Linked DNA regions of Mus musculus: all the other regions are linked to region 2. A link is a loop called in an ENCODE intact Hi-C map of the cell type or tissue named here. Cell type or tissue: left cerebral cortex. All regions are shown on one strand. Each heading gives the region's core, and the rest is flanking DNA. Links, peaks and the distances in the headings are about the cores only.

What was found. A loop is a pair of places that touch in the nucleus more often than their neighbours do. Peaks named below come from ENCODE experiments on the same cell type or tissue, not always from the same donor. Only the 100,000 strongest peaks of a DNase experiment are listed, where the experiment ranks them.
Region 1: a loop joins it to region 2, with 6 times the contacts of the local background. A loop is called at or near these places in 2 of 42 quality-filtered maps.
Region 3: it touches region 2 in a loop (5-fold over the local background); 2 of 42 quality-filtered maps call a loop at or near these places.

What each region holds. Positions count from the first base shown.
Region 1 is chr7:87,653,611-87,660,219 of GRCm38, forward strand. The region is part of intron 3 of Grm5 (glutamate receptor, metabotropic 5); the gene reads left to right. Among named protein-coding and RNA genes, the nearest start is that of Grm5, 73 kb to the left of the region's middle. In left cerebral cortex, for the core only: no CTCF peak of the experiment used is centred there; DNase peaks (open chromatin) are centred at 2,484 and 2,616; H3K27ac peaks cover 931 bases.
Region 2 is chr7:87,784,804-87,791,412 of GRCm38, forward strand. All of the region lies in intron 3 of Grm5 (glutamate receptor, metabotropic 5), which reads left to right. Among named protein-coding and RNA genes, the nearest start is that of Grm5, 200 kb to the left of the region's middle. In left cerebral cortex, for the core only: no CTCF peak of the experiment used is centred there; DNase peaks (open chromatin) are centred at 2,989, 3,333 and 5,803; H3K27ac peaks cover 745 bases.
Region 3 is chr7:87,583,208-87,589,816 of GRCm38, forward strand. It overlaps Grm5 (glutamate receptor, metabotropic 5), which reads left to right and starts at 961. Exons shown (of 11, transcript NM_001143834.1): 1 at 961-1,333. In left cerebral cortex, for the core only: CTCF peaks have their summits at 1,246 and 3,191 (motif pointing right); DNase peaks (open chromatin) are centred at 1,207, 2,272, 3,232 and 4,124; H3K4me3 peaks cover 4,706 bases; H3K27ac peaks cover 3,498 bases.

The sequences.
Region 1 (6,609 bases), core at 496-5,495, 130 kb before region 2:
ACACACAAAACCAGTCAGTACAAATACCAACATTTATCACATTTATCACTCTCCTCTCCGAAATGCAGATGCACTGTAACCAGAAGCCTCTTGCTGTTGCTCTCATGTCTTACTGTCATAATAGTATACATTCCTCAGAACTGCAAGTCCAAAAAAACCATTCTTAAGTTGCTTTTTGACTGATATTTGGTCTAAGCAGTTTGAGAAGCAAGTAGCACACCTCTTTTGCCACGGACCGGGCTCAGTCGCACCTCCTCAATCCACAGGAATCAGAGTCTCGGACAGATGGGAATAGGGTAGGGGAGAATGGGGTGACAAAAAGATGTGACACAAGGGAGTGTGCTCGATCTGAATGTAATTTGTCAAATTGCGCATCAAACTTTTTATACAGAAGAAAATAGAAAAGTTAGGTGACACATTGGCAAGGTACAGTAAGGTTATCAGATGCTTAATGACTCTTAAACAAAACAGAGGAAAGGCAAACACAAAGACTGGCAGGAACTGGGCAATAAAACAACAGAGACAAAGTCAGCTCTATCTAAGGTCAGCTATAGTCTTAGAAGCCAGGTGTGAGGTCTTTACACTCCCAGGGCAAGGGCTTTCATGCCCAAGTCGTGGTTCTAATTAGGGAGTTCTGCTCTAGCTAACCTTCTCATGAATAATGCACTGCTCTAAACCACAGCCCGATCTACTTCTTAAGCCATTGTAAATTCCTGTATATGAGAGTGACTTGGCTTTTATTCTAAGTGATAGTGTGTGTGGGGGAGGGGGAGGGACTTTCTACTAATAAGTAATGTAGTCTGTCATACATAACTATAATAAGAATTCTAAACTTACTTTGCTAAGCTTGCTCTGACATTTCTAACTCTATGTAGTAGATAGTAATGCCTGATTTCTTTCACTGTCTCTCTTACAATACTAAAGGCAATTCTGAATGTCACCGAATACACAACATTCTTACTTAATTCCAAGCCCATGGTCAGCTCAAGGACTACCTAGAGTATTGATGAAGGCCAGGAAGCAAAGATCGATTTCACTTAGGTATTTGGCAAGTCATTATTTGGAGGCACCTATAACAAAACAATACTGAAAGCACATAGATCCATTCGCAAGGATAAAATTGGAGCATACGTGCTATGGGATGCCACAGTTCCAGGAGACTAAGTTTCCATGAAACTCTTCACCTCAGGACTGCTTCCAGGTTTCTAAACCTGTCAAGCAAGTCACTACTAAAGTGAATGTGGCACTCTTAAACTGTGTTATAGAGGATCCTTCTTCCCCGTTCATATATTTTAATCATGCCATTTGGTGTGGAGCAGTCTGTGGAGATTTTTGTCTTCTAAATTTATTTTTAAAGCCCACATACTTTTAATTTGCCCATAAAAATGTTCAAATTATGTTTAACGCAGATTTCCCCTTTCATCTATTTTTTTTAATATATGTGTCATTGCTACAGAGGTATTTGTAACTTTTTGCTTACATGTAGCATCATGATGTGGTTAACAACTAGGAAAGAGAATTGAAATAGCAAACAAAAGCTATGTTCAACTAGCTATTCCTTTCCATACAACTTATTTTATTTTTGTATTTTACTTAGTAATATGCTACAAAAATATTCACAGGGAGTAAGAGTTTATTTTATCCATTTTTTTTAATATGCTCAGTCCACTGTTGAGTGTTTTCCATTGTTTTGGACCCTAAGAGAAGGCTGAAGAATCTGATGGCAGGTGGAAATCATAGAAGATAGCTACTTATCATGTGTCAACCAGGAAGTAAAACACAAGAGACAGGAAAGGGTCAGTGCCCAGCTAGCTTGCAAAGGCATATCTCTACTTCATCCAGAGGTCCTACCTCACAGAACTTGAACAACCTCCCGGTAGATTTCCATTTTCTGGAGATCAAGCCCTGAAGAGAACAGCTTTGGAAGGACGGGGTCCCCAGTAGTCACTTAAAGTCTGTCTGTTTCCATTTAATCATATATAAAAGAGGTCTTTTATCATTAATTCATAAACAAAAAATGTGATTCACAGCTCACTCGTTAGAACAAGAGACTCACATGTCAATATCTATCTATCTATCTATCTATCTATCTATCTATCTATCTATCATGTTATTAAAAACCTCAAGTCTTGCAAATGCTATGATATTATGATGGACATATATAATTTTAGGGAAGTATATCTACATAAAGTTCCAGTCAATCTCTGCTATACTAAGGCCTGTATAATTGTATGCATCTTAGACAAAGAAGCCTTATCCTATATTTTTTTTCATCCTACTTTCACATTTTTCTGATCTTTGGACATTTGCATTTTTTCCTCAAATAGCTTATACTATTTGGAGAAAAATATATGTAAAATGTTTCTAGGCCAGATTTCTGAGTCAGGGATTATATCCATTTTTTACTTTCTACAGCTCTGGATTTGTTGGGAGATTTGAATGATTTACATAATTTATGTGGGTCATGTTTATATGGTATTATAATGGAAAAAGCTTGCATTTTGAAATCACAAAACTCATTGGAGCTTCTCATACTTTTTTTTCTTGGTTATTTTATATATTTACATTTCAAATGTTGTCCCTTTCCTGGTTTCCCCTCAGCAAACCCCTATCCCATGCCTCCTGCCCCCTTCTTCTATGAGGGTACTCCTCCACCTACTTACCCACTCCTGACTCACCACCCTAGCATTCCCCTATGCTGGGGTATCAAACCTGCTCAGGATCAAGGGCCTCTTTTCTCATTGATGCCAGGTAAGGCAATCCTCTGCTACATATGCAGCTGGAGCCATGAGTCCTTCAATGTGTATTCTTTGGTTTGTTGTTTAGTCCCTGAGAGCTCTGGGGTTCTGGTTGGTTGATGTTGTTCTCCCTATGGGATTGCAAGCCCCTTGAGCTCATTCAGTCCTTCCCTCAACTCTTCCATTGGTGTTCCCAGGCTCAATCCAATGGTCAGCTGTGTGTATCTGCATCTGTATTGTTCAGGCTCTAGGAGAGCTTCTCATGGGACAGCTATACCTGGTTCCTGTCAGCAAGCATTTCTTGGCAACAGCAATAGTGCCTGGGTTTGGTGTCTGCAGATGGGATGGATCCCTAGGTGGGGCAGTCTCTGGATGGCCTTTCCTTCAGTCTCTGTTCCACTCTTTGTCCCTGCATTTCCTTTAGACAGGCACAAGTTTGGTTTAACATTTCTGAGATGAGTGGTTGGCCCCATCCCTCAACTAAGGGCCATGGCTAAGCACTGGATATGGTCTCTACATGTTCTATCACCTTTGTTGTGTATTTTGGATAATGTTGTCCCCACTGTGTCTTGGGAACCTCTTGGGTCCTTGGCATCTGGGACTTACTAGTGGCTACTCCCAGTTCCCCAGCCTCCACTGCTATATATCTCTGTTTTTCAATTTCCTGACCCTCTGTATTTCTCCCATCTCCTCCCACACTTGGTCCTGCCCCTCATTTCCCTCTGCTGCTCTCTCCCTCCCAATTTCTTCCTCCCTCTATCTCCTGTGATATATTTGTTCCTCTTTCTAAGTAGCCAAAGATGCTTCTACCTAGCCAAAGATGACTTGAACCTCCTGATATTCCTATCTTTATCTACCAAGTGCAGGCTTTTTAGGTATGGACCACTGTGCCTCACTTGGTTAGTTATTCTATCTATTTTACCTGAGGAGACTAAAAAAAATCTCTGAGCTACACACACACACACACACACACACACACACACACACACACACATCTGTATTATTGTGCTATAGAGAAAAATGGGGAAGGGAATTGGGACTCGAATTACATAAAAAGATAAGTACAGGAGAAGGAGAGTCAAGGATAAAAGTAACTATGCCTGAAAGAGTCATTAGGAGTCATACAAACAATGTATTTTATTTTATTTATTGGATATTTAATTTATATTTCAAATATTATCCCCTTTCACAGTTACCCCCCCCCCCAGGACTCCCCTTTCCCATCTCCCCTTCCTTGCTTCTATGAGGGTGTTCCACAACCTTCCCACCCACTCCTGCCTCCCCATCTTTGAATTCTCTACATTGGAGCAGAGCCATCACAGGACCAAAGGCCTTTTGTCTCATTGATGCCCTACAAGGCCATCCTCTGATACATATGCTGCTGAAGCCGTGGGTCCTTCCATGTGTACCCTTTGGTTGGAGGTTTAGTTCCTGGGAGCACCTTTCGTCCTTTCTTTAACTCCTTCATTGGGGACCCCTTGCTCAGTTCAATGGTTGGCTGCAAGCATCCACCTCTGTATTTGTCAGGCTCTGGCAGAGCCTCTCAGGAGACAGCTATATTGAACTCCTGTTGGTTTGTACTTCTTAGCATCCACAATAGTGTCTGTATTTGGTGACTGTGTATGGGATGAATTCTTAGGTGGGACAGTCTCTGGATGACAGTTCCTTTAGTCTCTACTCCACTCTTTGTCTCCATATTTGCTCCGGTGAGTATTTTGTTCCCCCTTATTATTTTTTGAAATTTTTTATTATTTTTATTAGATATTTTCTTTATTTACATTTCAATTTTTATCCCCTCTCCTCATTTCCCCTCCAAAATCCCCCCTATCTCATACCCCCGCCCCCTTCTCACTAACCCACCCATTCCTGCTTTCCTGTCCTAGAATTCCCCTACACTGGGTCATAGAACCTTCAAAAGATAAAGGGCCTCTCCTCTCATTGCTATCCCACAAGGCCATCCTCAGCTACATAAACAACAGGAGCCTTGAGTCCCTCCATGTGTACTAGTTAGTTGGTGTTTTAATCCCTGGGACCTTTGTTCCCCCTTCTAAAAAGGACTGAAGCATCCCCCTTTTCGTCTTCCTTCTTCTTGAGTTTCAGGTGGTCTGTGAATTGTATCTTGGGTGTTCCCGAAATTTTGGGCTAATATCAACTTATCAGTGAATTTATACCATGTGTATTCTTTTGCAATTGGGTTACCTCATTCGGTATAATATTTTCTAGTTCCATCCATTTACTTAAGAATTCCATGAAGTTATTGTGTTTTAATAGCTGAGTAGTACTCCATTGTGTAAATGTACTACATTTTCTGTATCCATTCCTCTGTTGAGGGACATCTGGGTTCTTTCCACCTTCTGGCTATGATAAATAAGGATGCTATGAACATAGTGGAGCATGTGTCCTTGTTATATGTTGGGGAATCTTTTGGGTATATGCCCAGGAGTGGTGCACCTGGATCTTCCAGTAGTACTATGTCCAATTTTCTGAGGAACAGCCAGACTGATTTCCAGAGAGGTTGTACCAACTTGCAATCCCACCAGCATTGGAGGAGTGTTCCTCTTTCTCCACATTCGCACCAACATCTGATGTCACCTGCATTTTTTATCTTAGTCATTCTGACTGGTGTGAGGTGGAATCTCAGGGTTGTTTTTATTTGTGTTTCTGTGATGACTAAGGATGTTGAACATTTTTTCAGGTGCTCCTCCTCCACTTCATATTCCTCAGTTGAGAATTCTTTGTTTAGCTCTGTACCCCATTTTTAATGGGGTTATTTGATTCTCTGGAGTCTAACTTCTTGAATACTTTATATGTATTGGATTTTAGCCCTCTATCAGATGTAGAATTGGTAAAGATCTCTTTCCAATCTGTTGGTTGCCATTTTGTCCTATTGACAGTGTCCTTTGCCTTGTAGAAGCTTTGCAAGTTTATGAGGTCCCATTTGTCAATTGTTGGTCTTAGAGCATAAGCCATTGGTGTTCTCTTCAGGAAAATTTCCCCTGTGCTCATGTGTTCAAGGCGCTTCCCAACTTCCTCTTCTATTAGTTTCAGTGTATCTGGTTTCATGTGTAGCTCCTTGATCCACTTGGACTTTAGCTTTGTACAAGGAGATAAGAATGGACTAATTTGCATGCTTCTTCATTCTACTGCCAGTTGAATCAGCACCATTTGTTGAAAATGTTGTCATTTTTCCACTGGATGATTTTAGATACTTTGTCAAAGATCAAGTGACCATATGTGTGTGGGTTCCTTTTTGGTTCTTCAATTCTATTCCATTAACCTTCTTGTCAGTTTCTGTAACTATACCTTACAGTTTTCATCACGATTTGTCTGGAATACAGCTTGAGGTCAGGGATAGTGATTTCCCCAGAAGTTCTTTTATTCTTAGAATGGTATTTTAAAAAACAATCTATATCATAAGTATGTGTAAGATATACATGCATAGTTGAAATTAAAACATCTAATATGGCTTGACAGTGCTTACTTCAAGAGGCAAAGATCATCTAATGAATCCTTCAACACCAGGCATAAGAAACCCCATTTTTCAGTGTTTGGTCAGGTTTATATACAGAATCCCCCAAAGTTACACATTATTGCTGATGGCCTTGGTTAGCCACTTCAAAGGTGGAAGGCAAGACCCAATTTCTGAAGAAAGCATGCATTTCAGACACAGCACTCAGAGGACCCTGAGGTGAGACAGACCTTAATGCTGCCTTCCTTAGAAATAGTTTTTGTGGTTCCAGAAGGTACCATGGGAATTCCAGAAGAGAAGAGGGAAGCAAATGATCTTCTGCCTCCTCCTCTTCCTCCTCCTCCTCTTCCTCCTCCTCCTCTACCACCACCTCCTCTTCCTTCTCCTTCTTCTTCTGTAAGT
Region 2 (6,609 bases), core at 1,050-6,049:
GCATCCTTTCCCCTGATAGCCATCTGCCATTTATTTTTTTCAAGATCCATGCAAGGATAAGAGAGGGAAGTTACCTGGTTTTCAAGGCCCTGTGGATAAAATTAATGGAAATCATGAATTTGTTTCTTGTAAATATGGTTGGAAAGCTACCATAATTTTTACAAAATGTCTGGTTTTGTCACTGGATAAAAATTACATTATCAACGTAACTTATAGCAGTATTGATATCTTGAAAGATTACTCATGTTTACCATTACCCATACTTTTATATTATATTCATTAGTAGCTCCAAATATATGATCCTAGTTAAGAAAACATGTTAATTAGTATATATCAAATTTGTTTTAAAAGCTATGTTGCTAAATATATATCAATATATTCATAACTCAACAAACTTTAATGTATGCCATTAAAGCAAATTCTTCCAAAAGATATCTATGTTTCAAATATTTTTAAAAGAGTTAGTAAGAAAAATAATAAAGATTTTATATGAAGCCTAGAATGTGTTCCTTCATTCTCTTTTCCTATGTAATATTTTAGAAAAATATTTATGTCCTTCATTAGGCTTTTAGATATTTAAGTAAGAATCCATTTTAATGGAAAAATTAAAGCACTGTAATAGTATGTTTCTCCCATAAAGATTTGTTTAAAATATTTTACATTATCTGTTTTACTTCCATTATTATTAATAATAAAATTAAAATGTTAAAATATTTTGATCTGTGCCCAAAGGATCTTTTATTTAAATTACAGAAGTCTTAAAGATGAATAAAACAACATGTCACCATTTTTTAATGAAGATCCAATCTAATAAATTATAATATTAGAAGTCTTTGAATTATATCATATCTGAGTATTAGAATTCTTGAATGACCAATTGTATCTCATTACAATACATACATTGTGTTAGGCCACTTTTTCTATATTTTGACCAACTTACCTTTCCTAACTATTAAATTTATTTCTAATTATTCTTAGTATACAAATTCATGTCTAAACTTCTGGAATACAGTTCTTACTATTCCCATAAAGACTTCTGGGGTGCTGAGTGATGTTTCCTCCTCTATTTGGCCAGTCTTGTTTTTGAGCTAAGTTAATATATAGTCTCTTTTAATAACACGTTGATAATTAGATTTATATGACTCTGAGTGCCATAATAGAAAGAATGCTAAAAATGTTCAGTGCTATATCTTTTTATCCCTAATATTTATATGTCTTAGACCTGGATTAAATTACTAATATCTTTTGAACTTTATATTCTTGATTTATGTGATATAGATCAAGTGCTATTTCTTTTGACTTCTGTGTTACTTGCTGTAATATTCTATTATGTAAATGTCACTTTTATTTTCTCACATAAAGTGATGAGTTGAGAGCTCTATATAAGCAGCGTGAATACATGGCTTGGGTTGAGCCCAGAGCATTTCTTTCTCTGTTCTCACTATCCCTAGACCTACACCTGGATACAATCTAATCTTCCAAGCTGACTGATCAATCCAGCTTCTTTGGCTTCAGAATGGATTGCTCTGCGTAGCTTCTTCCTAGCAATGGCAATATATTCTGATCTTCTGGCTTCTTCTCATTCTCTGGCTCATTCTGTCAAATCCTTGATTTCTCACTTTGCCCTTCAATTAGATGCTTCTTCTTCTTCTTCTTCTTCTTCTTCTTCTTCTTCTTCTTCTTCTTCTTCTTCTTCTTCTTTTTTAAGATTTACTTATTTTATGTATGTGAGTACACTATAGCTGTCTTCAGACAAACCAGAAAAGGGCATTGGATCCAATTAGAGATGGTTGTGAGCCACCATGTGGTTGCTGAGAATTGAACTCAGGACCTCTGGAAGAGCAGTCAGTGCTCTTAACCACTGAACCATCTCTCCAGCCCCTAGATGTCACTTTTAAACCTGTCACTTTTTCCACCCAGATCATACTGTAATCCAAGTTATGTCTGCATACTAACCAGATCATATCTTTGGATGTGATTCTATGACAAAGTCGCCATGTTGGTGGATTAAAACTATTGCCTTCCTAATTATGATCCAATTTGTGTGACCTTAAGTCTGCTCTATGCTGAACCTGTTGCAATGCCTATGCTGAGGACACTCATCACCATGCCTGGGGGGCTTCTTTCAGTCCCACTCATCCTTCTTTTCACATAGGCACTTACTGCTATAGGGCACCTGTCCATCTGGATATTCCAACCACTAGATTCATGTCAAAGACTATATCTGATTCTCTCACTCATTGTAACTACCTTGTTCCATTTAGCAGGCAGCACAGGCTACTATTTTTCCATTCTCATATGTTAGAACTAGGCTACTTATTTACTCTCCTTTCTTCATTTTGTTCATCTGGGAAATGGGAAAATACTTGATATCAGTGGGTTGGTTTTAGTATTCATTGAGATTGTACAATAACTAACCAAGATTGAAGACATTCATTCAGTAACATTGCAGCCACACAACACCTGATGAACAGAATTAGATCCCTGGAACCCATGTAAAAAGCCAGATGTGTGACACATATCTATAGTAGCAGAAGCAAGAAAGACCCTGACTCAACAAGAGCCAATTGTTGAAGGATAGTCTCTAATATTCAAATGTGTGCCAAAGCACATGTACATAGACATGCACATGGGTGCACAAATGCAATATTTTAGAAAAAAATATGACTTCAAATGATTTTATATATTATCAATATTTCCACTAAATTATTACTATTTTACATTAATTGTTATTTTCAAACTCTGTAAGGTTTAATCATTTGTTTCTCTAACACTTTAGCCTAGGTTCCAAGTGTAGTTTCTACTCAGTTTCATGGATTTATGTTTTATCTCTCTGAGATCCATACTACCTCTGCTGCTCAGACTGTTTAGAGCTCTGGTATTTGATTAACATTTGAATCTAAAACATCATTATGCAGATTCCTAGTGTTAAGCCATGTGTCCATGGTGAAACACACATCTTTCCTGCCAAACACCAGCTCCACTTCCCAACCATACCATCTGTTAGTTGGTCTGTCAAACTGGAAACTATGGAGACAGCTTAAACTTGTCCTCTCTACTCTATTTATGTGATCCGTGTCCTATTTAAACATCATTTTCACTGAAAATGAGCATCAGAAAAAGAATTTTTGTATAACAGTTCTAGTACCATGAGGGGATGAGTAAAGAAGGGGAGAGGGAAAGCAGGAAGAGAGGGAGAGATGAAGAGACAGAGAAAAGGGGAGATGAAAAGATGGAGAGACAGAGAAAGGTAGAGAGGGAGACAGAAAGAATCTTGCTATCTCAGAATTAAATTTCTTTAGTAGCTCCTTCCAGTACCTTACAGAATTTTTATCTCTTGTCACTTTACAAGCTGTAGTAAGGATTGAACTGAAGCCCACACTGTCAGTAGCAAACACTGAATCATATCCCTGGCCCCCACATAACCCTATAATTCTATAACCGGTAATAGCCATGATGTTGATCCACAGTCATTATCATTTCCCTCTGTTCAGTAGCTTGTCTTGAGTTCCATAATCTATTGAAGAATGTCTTCCTTTTGCCTTTGTTACCTAATTGAAGTTCTAATATGTCTGTGGAATTATCTTTTCTTCTATATTTTCCTTTCTATAGAGGAAAAAGATGGTATGAGTCTAGTATAAAATCAAAAGTCAAACAAAGTAAGGAGATTATTTTAATTAACCATGATGCTGTAAGATATTTTTGTGGCAACTAACAATACGATTAGTGGCCTAATAATTGTAAGAGACTTCAACACTTTCTCTCAGTTCCTTTTGTTTTCCAGGGAAATGTTATTTTTCTCTTAATCATGAGGCAGTAATGGCAGCTGATAACCATTTAGGCTCAAAGTTTTAATGAGAATGAGTGACTTTATAGAAACAAAAGATACAATATCTATTCTTGAATTTGAATGGATTGATGACTACTTCAAGTAAATAAACTCTGAGGCCAGGGGCAGATGGAGGCCAAGTATAAAGAAAATGGATAGAGTAGAAACTGAGGGACTTCTGAGAATATGGGCAATTCCATGCTTAAAGCAATAAGAATGAACTAGCAAACTCAATTAAGGCTGGTTGTGGCTATTTCCTTGTTTTCTCAAAGCTCACAACCCAACACAGTCTCCAGTTCTTCGGAATTTCCGGAAATTGGCAAGTCCCACTCAATTTGAAGTAAGGACTAACTAACAGTTCTATTGGAAGGATTCCTCTCATTGAGAAGTGCTCCCAGGACACCTGGGCAGCAGACTTAATGATATTTGAGTAAAAGAGAGAAAATAAGCCACTGTGACAACCTCAACATGCTTCAGAGACTCACTTGCTATTCCTGTGTGTTAGGTAATCTCATGGGACTTAGTGCATTCCAGTATCCCAGAGGTGTGATTAAAGGAATGGAGTGTGGGAAACAGCAGACATTAGTTCTACAGAGTGATAAAACCAACATTATGGTAGTATCCAGGGATTTCATCAACAGCAAAATGAGGACAAGGGAATTGGGCCATGAGAGATTTTATTAAAACACTGGGTAAATCCAATCAAGATGCTTTAACTGTTATTTTCCCTGATGACAGAGGTTATGTGTGTTCTGATTTGCTTTGTGGAATGCCAGCAGGATGATAGCAGTAAGGGTGGTGATTTTAAAAATCACAAAAATAGTAAGACTTCATAGCTACATGAAGGAATAACCAGAAAACTCACCCTAACCGAATAACACTTTTAGTTTTAAACTTATGAGAAAAATAGCTACAGTTGAATTAGCATTTGCTAGTTGTTAGCTAAGACCTTGAGTACATGGGCAATAAGACAAGCAGAGATTCTATTAGGAATGGGCCATACACATAACCACCAATGTCTAGATTACAATAGAAAAAAATATACAAGTGTTTGTGACTACAACAAAAACTATTTTTATGTCATTAAAAATCTGTCTGGTCACATTCTTAACATTCCCTATGCAAAGTTTTACTTAATCCTCATGAATCATATAGCGATGTTTTATAATAAGGAAGAAAATGCAACTTGCCTCAACACTAAAATTATTTGGTAGCAGATCCAGAGCTTGAATATAGATTTGATTAATTAACATGATAGTCACCTATTTAAGCTTAGAAGCCAGTCTTCAAAGTCTTACTTTACAACAATAAAATGTAAATAAGTGAGAGCCAATACAGAAGCTAACTTTTGTTGAGTAGTTATTATATGCCAGACATTATGCAGGGGTCGTCTTGATATGTCTTACTCAATTTAACAAACTTAAAGTAAAGCATTTAAACTACTTTTTAAAGATCAATCACTAAAGAATTGTAAATGCAGGAACCAAATTTAGTTTGTGTAGCACAAATCCATTCTTTCCTTTATATGATCATCCCTCTGACATTATAAGTCTATTAATTTCATCTTGCATAAGGATTTGTATAACAGAAACCTTGTTGTAGGGACAGAATGTTATGTTAGTGAGCTTGTGCTACCATAACACAAAGCCAGTCTGAATGGTTTCAACAATGGAAATTTGTTTCTGCACTTTCTAGAATTCTAAGGCCAGGGGTTAAAGTTGTATGATCATTTTAATCCTACTGACATTTTAATCTTAATATTTTCTATATGCTATGATTAATTTTACCAAATGCTTATTTACTGAGTGTAATAGAATCCATTTGTCTTTAAAGCTTTGGAACTAGAGTTTATGGAATAATCCAAGTTAGGAAAATGGTTCAGTGAATCAGCTATCTTCCACCTACTCTCACACATTTTCATATTTGGTGAAAATTTTAGTGACATTTATGAGTAATGAAACCAGGAGCCAAGACATTAATTCTTGAAAGTGGGACTCCTTCCAGAGGAGTGCTAAAATCACAATTGTTCTGGACCCAGCCTAAGGATATTGTCCTTGCCTTAGGATAGATGCCCTGCATGGGATGTAGCTCAGTGGTGGAGTATTTGCCTAGCATGTAGAAAACCTTAGTTTTATTCCAGCCTTAAAAGAAAACATTGGGACAGTATATTATCCTAAGAAATTTACATTAAAAGGAAAGAAAAATGCTGATTTGCTAGTTCTGATTTGTCTTTTTGATATGTATGTAAAAATAATTGAATGTATGAAATAGTCATAGCTTTGAGATATTTTTACAAATTGATGTGGGTACACTGAAAATACCATGAATCTAACAGTCATTATAAAAACAAAATATGGCAGGAGAAAAATTAATACTTTTTATAAAGTCCAAGAAACATTAATGGGACAGACAGACAAAGAGTGGTTATGTAAATTTGAAGGTTGTACAAATTCAATGAAGGTAGTCTGTTCCTATTTAATGTAACTAGGTGTTTTTTCAAGTAAGTAAAGTCAGTATAGAGTATAACATTTTACATAAGCACATTTAGAAAATGAACTTAAGTAGGAAACTATTTACAAGGTTTTATGTACATTCTCAGAATTAGAAAATAGAAGTTGGAGTTAGACTGTAAAACACACAGAAAAGGGTAGTTAAGGAAGGGTTACAGAAGGAAAATCTAAAATCTAAAATCTCATCCTCTAAAGATTTTTTTTTCCATTTTTTATTAGGTATTTAGCTCATTTACATTTCCAATGCTATACCAAAAGTCCCCCATATCC
Region 3 (6,609 bases), core at 504-5,503, 200 kb before region 2:
TCGTTGCCCATTCATCTGTTGGTGGACCTGGAGTCTGGTTCTAATGTGTTGCTGTAAATGGGCTATAATACACACATATGGGCAAATGTCTTTTAATGCTTGACATAGTGTTTTAAATGGATACTTCCCTTCTTCCGTTCCTTACTATTATATCACCGAAGTAATCAAAGAAACACTACCTTGTTGTCAAGGACCCACTGACAAACATTAGTAGTTATTAATAACTGGTGTCCTTGACTTCAGTGTTGTGCATGTTTTAATCATTAATTCAGCTACTGAAAGTACCTGGCTCCTTTAATTTGCTCAGGCAATAATAATATTACCCAATTATTCTTTTGTTTAAATTAAGCCATGCAAGTAATTTATAGGGATCCCTTTTATTCTTTTTCTTTCAGATATAATGTGAAGGTAACCTTAGCATTTTTGATGTCCATAGACAGTACTAGGGGTATCAAAGAAAAGGATGCCAAGCAATTGGAAGAAGTAAAACATTTAAGTCCCACAGGGAAAGACTTTTAATGGATGTAGGAAGAAACATTTTTAAGAAGTGCAGACAAATGCAAAATGACATTATTAATGACTCAAGACCATTAAATACATTGGTCTTTCTAATCACTCGGGCTTCTGAACCGTACTTGCAGTTCTCTGAATCTCATTCTCTCTCTCTCTCTCTCTCTCTCTCTCTCTCTCTCTCTCTCTCTCTCTGTGTGTGTGTGTGTGTGTGTGTGTAAGTACAGTCTGTGTCACTCTCTCTCTCTTCTCTCTGTGTCTCTCAGTCTTGTGTTTGTCTCTCTGTTTCTTCCTACTCCTCTCTCTGTCTTCCAGCAATAATACCCCTTCTCCCAATAACTGTCAGGAGTTTCGTACTATCTTCAGAGAGAAGCTGATTATCTACCTGCTCTCCAGCTTCTCTCTGAGTGACATGCCACCCACGCCTCCCAGCACAGCTCCTGCTTCTCCATCTCTGGGTGGGAATGAGGTAGTGAGGAAGTCCAAGACTGCCCTGGCCTGAACCCTGAGACCAAGAGGCTCTAGGAGCAGTGTTCACTCACTGATCCAAGGCTAGCCAGCCGCCCCCAATTGCACTCTGCAAGAGTAGGAGCCAACCCAGCGTTGCGCTTCCAGCTGCGTCTGCCCGGGCGCAGCACGTGCTCCAGGCGCTGGCGCGAGAGAGCGAGCGCCACCACCGCGGGCCCGCAGCCGTTCTGCTGGCTGCCACTACAGCTTAGATCGCAGCCACTAGCGCTTCTGCAGCAGCCAAGGCCGCTACGAAAGCGCAGGGAGCTTGAAAGGAGCGGCTGTCCAGAGGAGCAAGGCTCAGGGAGCGCACCTGGTAAGCATAGCGCTGTTTTTCTTTCTCTCAGCTGTGGAGTTACCAGGGATGTAGGATGCCGCCGGAGCCCCTCCCCCAGTGCAGGGATGGAGAGTGAGCGAGCAAGGGGCGGGTGCTTGGACTAAAGGGACCCAGAAGGGCAGGTGGTGGGCAGGTGGACGACAGGTGAAGCCAGGGATACTAGAAGGTCCTGCAAGTTTAAGAAAGTCACCCCGCAAGGACATGTGCTCTATAAATTAGACATGAATTTAGAGTCAGGAGCCTGGGCTAATGTGGTATGGCTAAATGGGAGGTTTTTGAATATCTTTTTGTTTTCATTCACCTAACTGAAGGATTTCAGTGGGGTTGTTTCCACAGAAAATAGCTAAAATAATCAGTGGCAGAAAAAAATAAATAAAACCAATAAAGCCCCCCCCCCTTCTGTCTCATGCTGGTACATGTGCAATGATAAAGCATGCACTTAGCGAGGGAGGAGAATTTTAGATCTCTGAGGATATTAGATGTTTGGGCTGTAGTAAGCACACTTGCTGATGCTGCACCCCAAAAATGAGACAGGGAAGAAGATTATGGATGGTTTTAAATACTGTATTACAATTCTAAAATGACATTTGAATGACTATAACACCAGGACCAAGAGATTCTCTGGAATCATTAACCCATTTATGAGATGTATCAGCACGTCTGGACCCTTAAAGCTAAGATTATATATTTCTAGCAGTGAAAGGAAGATTTTTTTTAACCTTAAATTTTCTGACAGAACTTTCATAAAGGATGATAATGAAGAACATGGAGATCAAGAGGAAAGAGAGGGGAGTTGAACAGACTCCATGAGCTATGTGTGGTAGTATAGCAAGGAGAGTTGGGTCTGTCAGATTTGGTACCAATGTTCATTCAGTCACACCCTGAGAAGCCCTTAGGCCATTGTCTAGGAAAATATGTGACCTTGAACAAGACTACCAAGCATTGTACACTTATTCTCTCCATCAGGAAAGTGGAAAGCATACTGCATTTTAGGACACTGAAGTCTCACAAAATAGTGTGTGTTTGTATAAGCTTGAAGAATTGTACAGGGAAAGAGGGAAGGGAGATATCCGGAAATACAGGCAAATAGATTGTAAAGATGTTCTCTCTCCAAGTATTTTAACAGCTGTAACGTTCACAGTGCCATTGGATAATGCATGCTGGTTCTATGAAAGGTCTATGGGAAAGGTTGAGTCCAGCCAAACATTCAGGCCCATGCAAAGATTATGGAGTTTTGACAGTTGTTTGGAAAATTTCAAATGCACAAAACTTAAAGTTACATTTTGCTTATTTGCTTGTTTGTTTATTTTATTGTCTAGCGAAGTAGCATTTGAAAAACATATTTTGGTGATAGGTTGTGAAGTTTTGGGGTTTGTTTGTTTGCTTTTATTTAACTTAAGCTTTGAGAAGTTACCTGGGCTTGATTATGGTAAAGAAAATCACATCCTAGTTTCAAGGTTTGTCACTGTGTGGCAAATGAGGATTTTGGAATGAGACAGGAATGTTCTGTAATATGAGTAGAAGGCTTAGGGAGGGAAGAGAAAAGCGATATTTCTCTTAGAGCATGCATGTCTATAGCCCAGTGGGCAGCAGGCAGCTGGCACATACCATGTTGATTCCTCTTCTACTTGACTGGAGAAGTCATCTCTAGCCCTTTTCTGTCAATGCATATTCATTTATAGAATTTGGAGATTTGCATTGCAGATGCTGAGATGGTATGCATTCATAAACTCATCTCCCTGGGTGTCTTCAGCTCCCCCCATCCTGAATGTCTGGCCATGAAACTAGTGTACCCATCCTGATCTGCCCAGGAGTCTGTGTTCCTAAAGGAACTCACTGTGCCACTTGGTGGCACCAAAAAGTTGCGCAGAGAAGTCTCTTCTCTATAAATACTAACTACCACCCCTCCCTCCTCCGCTCTCTCCCCTTCTCCCCTTCCCCCTGTCTCCATAGAGGGGAAGATTGCTGTACATGCCGCCCTCAGCTCCGCTGTTCTGAGCACTCCGAGCACAGGGGATGAGCTTGGGATCATCTTGGGGTTGGGGAAAAGCCCAAGAAAGGAAAAGCTGGCTCAACCCCATTGATTTCTGCTGCCCAACTTTACTCCGGGGGGCTAGCTAAACAGCATCTCACTGCCTGCTGCGTGGCCAACAGGGGGTAAGCTTGCTATGTCTGTGTGCCCAGGTATCTATCCCCAGACCTGTCAAGGATTTAGAAGCTTTAAGCATGCTGATAAGCTCACAGTGTGGTTTGGAGGAGGGGACTTAGATGAATCCGGGGTGGCCAGAGCAGAAGAGGTTCACATCTGCTTCTTTTACAGAAGACCATTATTAATTAAACCTGTTGGTGGAAAAGGCGCGAGCAAGAGGGTAAAGCAGGGGGAGGTATGCAAGGTCTAAGATAGGGATTATGCACGCCTTTGGATCCCCGTGTCTGAGCTCTGAGGAAAGGAGAACATGGTTTAGAATGCAGACTGGCTTACCCAGTCCTTTGGAGAACTCAAAACTGAGAAAGCAAAGGTAGAGAAGGGAAGGAAGGAGAATCACTTCTGGGTAATAGATTGGTTTCTCCTCTGCCTGGGGCGGGGTGGGGTGGGGGTACAGCGTTTGGTGCTGAAAGCACAGCTTGGGATTTATTGTTTCTATCTCAATGTCCTTTGAACGCCCCCAACCCCTAGCGCAACTTCGTGCGCTTTCTTTTTCCTTGGATATAGCTTTCCCTTCCTTCCAGACACAAAGCTACCCAGGGGCAGCAGATCAGAGCGCAGAAGAGGGATCCCAGGCTACAGGGACTTGGAGACAAGGAACCAGGAAAGTTCTACCAAGCAAACTCTAGTTGATGTTTACAGTAGCCTAATCTATTTTGGGACATTTCAGCAGGAAGTAATGGTTGACCTGGGTGATTACCCACCTAGTTGTAGGATGTATGGCTGTTCGTATTTCTCTTTAGAGTGCATGGTGTGGGAAAAGTGACTTTGAGAAAGTGATAACAGATTCTTGTTTTTATTTAGTCAGAATCCTGGAACTGTTTCACCTGAATTAGCTTGGGTATCCAAACAAGTAGGTAGTGCTATGCATCAATTTATTTCTTCATAAGAAATTGGTATTCACAAATGGAAAGGTGGACTCACCTTTCTTTCTTCCTTTCAATATCCAACTTTATATTTTATTGTTTAAATTGCTTAAGAAGTGAACTAGTGATCTCCTGTATTTCTAGTTCTGGTAGCAAATTGGTGCCTATAACAACAGTCTAGTGAGAATGCTTAGCACTAAGGGCACCCCTTCATCCAGCAAAGATTTATTCTGAGTTATTTGACACCTTATTATGAGTTTCAGAGGATATAGGTGTGCTATTTTTTTCTTGTTGTGAGTGCTTTGTGCTCTTCTCTTATGGAGTGGAGGGAATTTCCTCCATTAATTTCTCTGTTAATTCTGTGTAATACATATTAAATTGTCAGTTAGTAATCTTTTTGTCATTTGTGGAACTTTCCATTTTGAAGGATTGTTGGTTTAGAAATAGAAAACTTTGCTTGCCAAACTCACTAGGTTAATGACTTGCATTCTACCAAGTCTGCATCCTTCTCCTGGAAACTTCTTCAGCACCTTGGACAGGTACTCATACTATTCCCTAGGCTTCACTGGACACTTACTGAGCAACAAACCACCACTTAGATAAAAGACTTTTCCTCGTCCTTTACACTTTATGATTAAATGTAAAATTCATGTATTTCAACTGCATCTTCTAGAGCTCCATGATGTTCCATAGCAGTGTTTTACCTGTGGGTTTTATGCCCAAAAAGGACAGAGGAAATCCAAAGAACAAAAAAGAAAAAAGAAAATGAAAATTTAATGTCTATTTATTATAGGCACTCTGAGGTTATTTGGATAAGAATGATATTTGAACACCCCATGTACTTGCTTAAATCTTAACCTGTTATCAAATGTATACACAGACCTTTACCATTGTACACATCATAGCCATTCAGACTGATATCCAGGGAACACTGAAAAATTCAGTAATAGATATTTATCCACGTAAAGAATATCTATGATTTGAGAATACTTGGGTAAGGAGACACCATTTTCTTTCTTTTTTCTGAACTGTTATTTTGTCATGTTTCCTACTAAATTAATTGGCTTCACTAAAAATGTTTACATTTGTGAGTAAATAACTTTCATGATTCTTATTTTATTCAAAATGCATTGAGAATTTTTCAAGGAATGTTGCTATATTGACTTTTTGAAGAATGTTGGGACTATTTATGCATTTAGAAATGGTAAATTAAAACTGAGGATGGCGATGTATAACTTAAATCTCAGCACTTGAAAGGTTGAGGCAGGAAACACAAAAGTTCACAGTAATCCTTAGTTATGTAGGAAGTTAAATGAGGCCCTGTAACAAAAAGATGAAGAAAAATTAAATGATAGAAGAAGATGAACACTAATCAGAAAAAATGAGATTGAATAAATTGTAAATATGTACATAATTGTATTACTTGAGTAAAATATGTATGCATGTTTTATTCAAGGTTTGCTACATTCATGGAATGAAGAGGCATATTTCTTTATACATTTTTGCTATTGGATATATGGACACATATATGGACTTAGACATTTGTGTATGTACCATTTTCTTCACACTATTTAAATACATCCAGCTGAATCTAACTTTGTGAAAAAATGATGATTCTTTTGATATATGTTTTTGAGAACATGACAGTGTATTACATAGAAGTGTCCTTGATTTGGAATTATTTGTTTGGAAATATTAATTCTGATGCTAAGGCATCTCTTTATGTCCTTTCTTGTTGTGTACGTAGAAGACACACAAGAAGGGAACATCCAAAGAAGTGGTTTTATTTCATACTCAAATGACCTAAGAATGTAACATTTTGACTTTGATTTTTCAACTGTTTACAAATCAGAAAATGCTTTCTTGATATTTTCTCATTTCATTTGAATGAAAGGGTTTAAATACAAAAACATGCCAAGATTTGTCTCCATGGCTCCAGTATTAATGCAGAGGAGACATAAGTGTATACTTTAATGCTAATAATATTGTTTGAAATGCACTCACACAGAGAAACAAACACAAATGCATCTATGTTTGGCGATAGGGCTTCCAATAAAAGTTTTGTAGTAGGTCAATGCTTGCCAGGGCAAGTATTATTTATTGAGCATGTTAGGGATTGTATCAAGTACTAGATGTATTACATTGCTAATCATCAAATGAGTCACATGATATACTGGTTTTAA